Linked DNA regions of Homo sapiens: region 2 is linked to region 1. Evidence: read pairs that join two places in POLR2A ChIA-PET (ENCODE). Cell type or tissue: PC-9. All regions are shown on one strand. Links, peaks and the distances in the headings refer to the core of each region. The heading gives the core; the rest is flanking DNA.

Region 1 (4,404 bases), core at 927-3,426:
GTCTTTGCAGGTGACTAAATTCTGAAGTGAAGATGTTTTGTAAACCACAGAATCGGTTTGTGGTTTATCAGTGCTATAACCAGCTATCCTTTTATATAATAATACAGAAGCAGTTAAACACACCATATCATTTTTAAAAACATCATTTAAATATTTGAAAGCAGTGCATTAGTGGGTTTTTTGCCAATTCTTTTGATTTAGTTTATGACCAAATTGACCTTTTTTGAACTAAATGCCAAGCATTTTGCAGCTCTTAAATGTTGATCACATTTTGCCTTAAAATATATGTATTTGTTTATAAATGTTAACCTCCACACTAGATTGTTAGCTTCTCAAAGTTAAGGATGTAATATTACTTATCTAATACTTTATAGGTACCAGAAAAAATGTTTGTTGAATTGGTTCTAAAGTGTTTTTAAAGCCAAATAATTATAAATGTTATGCTGAATATAAATGACAACATAGTTTTATTTGTTCATTTATGCGTTAATATGTTTATTTATTTGCTGTTTTTTTCTTTCTGGGCTGCCAGATATTTTGTGTTTGTTTTGAGGCAAGGTCTGGCCTTGTCACCCAGGCTGGAGTGCAGTGGTGCGATCTTGGTTCACTGCAGCCTCTGCCTCCTGGGCTGAAGCTATTTTCCTACCTCAGCCTCCTGAGCAGCTGGGACTACAGGCACACACCACCATACCCCGCTAACTTCTGTATTTTTTTGTAGAGTCAGGGTCTCACTATGTTGCCCAGGCTGGTCTTGCACTCCTGAACTCAAATGATCTGCCCACCTTGGCCTCCCAAAGTGCTGAGATTATAGGTGTGAGCCACTATGCCCAGCCCTGCCAGAGATTTAATGTGGGCCATAGAAGGAGGAGACCATTTTAATGTTTACAGAGCATTCTTGATTTACTTTTTATATTTCTACATTTTTTAAGAACTTCCCCAGAGAGTTATAAATAATGATAGAAAGTATTTTAATTGTGCTAAAAGTTTTTCTAAAAAATAGGTTTGAGTGTGACATTTAATGTATTGAAAGCAACTAAGGAAAAAACAGGACTGACTATTCTGAGATTTGGGTTTCTGGTTAACTTTCTTTAGGCTTAATGAAAAAATGAGTTAATTACCAGCTAAAGTACATGGTAGGCTACTGCACAATGATGGAAAATTGCCCACTTAATGATATGTGTGAAAGGATAGTGAAGAAGGAGAAAAAGGGAGCCATTTTAAAATTCATTTAACTTCAAATATATATTTAAAGCCTTTTTTTAATGTTAGTAAGAACTGCCTGATTAAATGGATCCTTATAAGTCAAACTTTTATACTGAGAGTTTGATCACAGTACATGTGAAGAATAATAAACACTCTTGAAGGTGCTCACGGTCCCAGGACTGATTCCAGAGAACTAGCTACCTACCATACAGCGTCCTCTGATTCAGCCTCACAGAAGTTGTCTCACAGTTCACCATCAAAAGTAATGTCCAGAAATAACCAAGGTAGGGCTTCCAGAACAATGAGGTAAGGAATTCAGCAGACTGTCTCCTCAGCAAAGCAGCAATTTAACTGTTGAAAATTATGGAGCAAAACAAAATAAAAGTCTTTTAAAGTCTCCAAGAACCATCCTCAAGGTATACAGCAAATAGAGAATTATTCATTCAAGAAAATATACTAAATCTCAGGCTGCAGTTTCACCCTGGAGGAGTAGGCCTCTGGTGTTTTTCAGCTCTCTGCCCCTCCTCCTCCTAGCTCCATGTTGTGGAATCTCAATTCCAGGTAGGTATAGCTGAGACAACCAAGTCTCTCTTCCCCTAACCAGTCTCTAAGCGAGGCACAGCAAGTCCAGAACACGGAGGCCCACCTTCCCCTCCCTGCACTCACTGTAGGGCAGAGGTTCCCTCCCAGGAGAGGTAACCCAGAAAACCAGGGGCTGCTCCCCAACCTCAAGTGTCTAATTTTACAGCAGGGTGTCACCCCAGGGAATGGTGCAATGGTGCAGGAGCCCTGCCCAGGAGGAAAGGCAGATCTGGCTGGGCACGGTGACTCACGCCTGTAATCCCAGCACTTTGGGTGGCTGAAGCCGGTGAGTGAAGAGCTCCATAGATTTCCCTGAGAGGACTTTGTTTACTTGGGAAAGGGAATGGAGAACTTTCCGGGCTAAGTTTGTTGTTGAAAGCAATACAGATCTTGGTGAAGAGCAATTAATAGGAGGCTGATAGCTCCATAATATATCAAAACATATTACTAGTGGCACCGTCAAAACAACACAGCAGCCAGAAGTTTTAAAGAGAGAACCAAGGAAGGAGCCAAGAAGAGCCTTCCTGGGATCAAAGTCAACTGTGAGAATTCGAGAAAGCAGGGCTCATGTGCTAGGCTGCACCCTCTCAGGAGCAATTATGGTAGGATACGGGGTAGACTTGAAAGCATTCTCCATGCTGTACATAGACCCATCAACACAGGACAATAGCCTCAATGGCACAAGGGGCTTAAATTCAACATCTGACTGAAACCAATTGAACAATAAACTATTCTGACCCCTTACTCCTTGGAAACCAGGCTTTAAAGTGACATCACTGTCATCCCTGGCAGTCTGAAAAACTGTGTATATGCCCAAGGCATTTCTCTGTCAGTTGCTAGAGTGGGAATCTCCAAGCTACTAGTCCCTGGCTGAATGTGTAAAGTGCTTACCACAATATCTAGCAGATGGGTGAATTCTGATTAGTGGTAGCTATTATTATTATCATCATCTATAGTCAGAATTCTTGGTTTCAAGTGACAAAAATCCAACTCCTACTAGATTTTGGAAAATAGGAATTTATTGGCTTACGTTATGAAAAAGACCAAAAGTAGATATGCTAGCTATATCTGAGTACTTAAATTATGTCAATGAAACCGTCTCTATCCATTTCTTGGCTTTACTTTATGTTGGCTTTGTTCTTAGCAAGCTTTCCCCCCTAGTAATATGATGGCCTACAACTCACCAGCTATCTAACTACAGTTTGTTTGTTTTTTTCTCAAGCAAAAACAAAAACAACACAGAAAAAACCTGTCTCTTTTTCAATAGTTGCAGTAAAAGTCTTGGCTAGAGCTTTCATTGGCCTGTCTTGAGTTACATTTACGTTCCCAAGAAAATGAAATGTTCAGCCGGGTGTGGTGGCTCACACCGGTACTCCCAGCAATTTGGGAGGCTGAGGTGGGTGGATAACCTGAGGTCAGGAGTTCGAGACCAGCCTGGCCAACATGGTGAAGCCCCATCTCTACTAAAAATACGAAAATTAGCTAGGTGTGGTGGCAGGTGCCTGTAATCCTAGCTACTCAGGAGGCTGAGGCAGGAGAATCGCTTGAACCCGGGAGGCAGAGGTTGCAGTGAGCCGAGATCATGCCATGGCACTCCAGCCTGGGCAACAGAGCGAGACTATCTCAAAAAAAAAAAGAAAGAAAATGAAATGTTCTTATTGGGCAGGCTTGGAGCTGGGGAATGGAGACATCTTCAACCAACACGTGGACTAAAAGCAGGTAAAGTATGGTTTCCCCAAAGTTAAATCAAGTAGAATATATGGTATATATACTAGACAGGCAAAAACAGCAGACTTTCAATACTGCATATGTAATGATATGCATTAACACAACAACATGTAATACTGGACACAGGAAGACAGTTATAAGTGAATCTTAAATCGTCAACTCACTCAGCAAAAGCCTATTTATAGAATGTAGCTTGTGCCCTTTCCAAAGTGAGTAAACAGGTTCTACCAATATTAACGTGCACAAATTGTTCTGTGGGTAGAGATGTTCCATAGAAAACATCCCACTTCAATTTCTATATAATTAAATTGTCGTAACACTTGAAAAAATACAACTGAACTTAATTATCATGAGAAAGATAATCACTAAGGCATTAATTATCTCAGGCAGCATGGTACAATAGAGAATAGAAGTAAAAATCACAAGATATAAATTCTGCCAAAAATAGAGTAATAATAATTACCATATATTGAGTGCTTATTCAAAAAGGTTTTATCTGTTTTCTTATCACAACAACTCTAAAGTAGGTATTATTATACACATTTTATGGGTGAAGAAACTGAGAGTCAGTGGTTAAGTAATTTGCCCAATGTCACACAGCTGATACATGACGGAGCAGGATTTGAATCTGTCCTGTTTGCTACGAAAGCCTTGGTTTTTTGTTAATGGGCTATGGGACTTAACCTCTTCATTCCTAATTTCTAAAGTAAGAGACTGTGCTTTAATTATCTTTGAAGATGCTTCTCAAAAATCCAGTGATTACTTAAGGGTTTACCTTTAATTTCTCATCATTAATTTGGGGTATCTTTTAAGAAGGATTTTGAATCAGTTAGAACACCCCTCTATTTTTATGTATGTCTTTAATCATGGACCAAAAAAAGAGTATCACTG
Region 2 (2,500 bases), core at 1-2,500, 750 kb after region 1:
TTTGCATTATCCACTATTTTTTCCTGTGTTTAAATGTTTGTTATCATGGCTGCTAAGAAAAGTTTATTACTTTTTCATTGTCAAATGTCAAATAGCATGATCTTCTGTGGATACTACTTAGAATTTATAATAATTAGGCTTTAATTCATTTGTCTTTGAATATGTTTTTCTGGGAACTGACAACTGACAGGTACCAGATGGAATAAAACTCTGGTCTGAAAGAAGTTTCTGATGCTGGTAACCAGCTCCAGTGCTGTTTAGCATTATGGCCTCGAACAACTGACTAACATCTTTGGACCTATTTCCTGAGTTGTTAAATGAAGAAGTAGAACTGGATAACTTCTAAAGTTCCTTTTGATTCAAATATTGTAATTCTTGAAATTGTAGGGCTACTCTAACTCGTCTTAGGTGTGCCCACATACACCAGTTTCTAGAACCTTTGGTTTCCTTTCACTGCAGATTTAGAGAGGGGAGACTGGCTCTTTCTTTAAGAGTTTTTAGGACAGAAAGCATTTTTTGAGTATATCTGTATTGAGCTGCACTTTACTTTTCCTCACACTAACCTCTCTAATTTTCTTAAGTGGTTGTTCAATTCTCCTTTTCATGTAGCCCAAGGGTCCTATATATGGCTCATGGTGTTGCATTCAATCTGTGACTGGGTTTTTTTACTATCCACATGGGCCGCATTTAACAAAATAATTGACAAGGAATATTTACCAACGATGAAATCCTGTTCATCTGATTTAGCCCAACTAGGCTGAATGTTGAGAAACTTTTACCTTCAGCAATGTTCTCAAGACTGTAGAAAAATGATACAAAGAAGTAAAAGACAGGGGATTTGATTTAAAGATACTACAGTGCATATTCAATAATGTAGTTCTGCTAGGAAATATTTGTGATAGTAGCATAGACTGTTTAGCCTTGTGTGACAGAGTCAAAGATGGGGTAAGTCAGTTATTTTGAGCAAAGATTTCATATAGAGCTTATTTGAATATGAAAAGGAAGGTCCTAGAAGCTTGATGTAATAATCAGTGTAGACAATTCAATCTCAGTGTTGTATTTAACCTATTTAACTATGGTCAAAACCTGAAAAACAGCTTTAATTGAAAATGACTCTCTAATATTCCTTGTCACTGATACCAACCTAGCAAAACCCAAGCTACAGTAGAAGAGGAAATAAAGTTCTTATTTTAGGTTATCTCCTCTGTTTCTATTATTATAAAAGATAAGTTGTTTTTACTGTGTCTTAAAAGAAAAGATAATATCTTACATAATGCTAGGATTTTTTTTCTAGCTACAAAAAATACCTTGAATTTATTATTAGACGTGTAGATTTAAATGTCACAAGATATGTACTTCCAAAATAGAGGTGCAGTTTCATCAATCAGCATACCGTAGTGGACACATTATTCTATCTTTAACATTTTTATATTTTGACATTTAGTAGCACTAGATTCAAAGCTAATCCCACTCAACACATAGCACTAAACTAGACATCAGTGAAATTAAATACATTTATATTCCAATACTTTAAAAATTGCTCTAAGGGATAAAATTGAAGAGTTATTTTAAAGTGTTTTTAATGTTGTTGTTTCATTGCCTTTTTCAAATATAATGGTAAAACATTTGCCCTAGTAGAGTGCTGTATGTAGTGGGTACTTAATCTGCTAACTAAAATGTTAAGCTCTATACTGTGGAATTCCTTTCAAAATGAGGCTGATTATAAAGCTAAATGTTGCTGTATTTTTTTTTTTTAATGAGCACCTGTCTAATGAAATCCCCCAAAATAACAAGCTCAAGTGATACATAAAATTGGGGAAAAATAACATGAGCTAGATATTTTTGAAAAGAAAGAAAGACTGTCTTTTGCAAATATGAATTAGATATTAAGCAAAAAATTCATGACTGCTCTAAAATTAGAATGTTCATTTTAAGTACTCCCAAAGGGCCAAGTGCTGAAATTTGAACAGTGAAATGAACAAAATGGGAACTAAAATATTAACATTAAGCAATCTCTTGAGTAAAGTTGTAAAAAATAGTATTGGTCACTTTTACTATGTTGTTAAGTTTTAGATATTGGAATAGAGAGGAAGGAGGAATTTGGAAAGGAATATAATAAAACGCCCAGATTCTTGGAATTTGATTCAAACCAGAAGGAAATGATCTCTGAAATTCAGCACAGATTTTAAAATAATAATTCTTCCAGTTGTGAAACACTTTAGTCGCACCTCTGCTTTAATGACTTGGAAGATAATTCTATAAGTCTCAGTGTAAAAAATGAAGAATGATATATAAAAATGATTTTAAAGTTAATTAAAAAGGTGAAGATATACTGACATTTTAAAACTAAGGGCCTTTTAGATTTCTTGAAACATCTCTAAAAGATGTGAGCTGGCTGGCGCAGTGGCTCACGCCTGTAATCCCAGCACTTTGGGAGGCCGAGGCGTGGGGATCACGAGGTCAGGAGTTCAAGACCAGCCTGGCCAACATGGTGAAACCC

What was found. ChIA-PET counts read pairs that join two places held together with the same protein. Peaks named below come from ENCODE experiments on the same cell type or tissue, not always from the same donor. Only the 100,000 strongest peaks of a DNase experiment are listed, where the experiment ranks them.
Region 2: POLR2A ChIA-PET joins it to region 1 with 6 read pairs; 2 of 35 experiments call an interaction of 5 or more read pairs at or near these places.

Annotation. Positions count from the first base shown.
Region 1 is chr4:112,172,356-112,176,759 of GRCh38, forward strand. All of the region lies in intron 1 of FAM241A (family with sequence similarity 241 member A), which reads left to right. Among named protein-coding and RNA genes, the nearest start is that of FAM241A, 29 kb to the left of the region's middle. In PC-9, for the core only: no CTCF peak of the experiment used is centred there; a DNase peak (open chromatin) is centred at 1,976; H3K27ac peaks cover 1,695 bases.
Region 2 is chr4:112,921,696-112,924,195 of GRCh38, forward strand. It overlaps a transcript of ANK2 not described here. Among named protein-coding and RNA genes, the nearest start is that of ANK2-AS1, 120 kb to the right of the region's middle. In PC-9, for the core only: no CTCF peak of the experiment used is centred there; no DNase peak of the experiment used is centred there.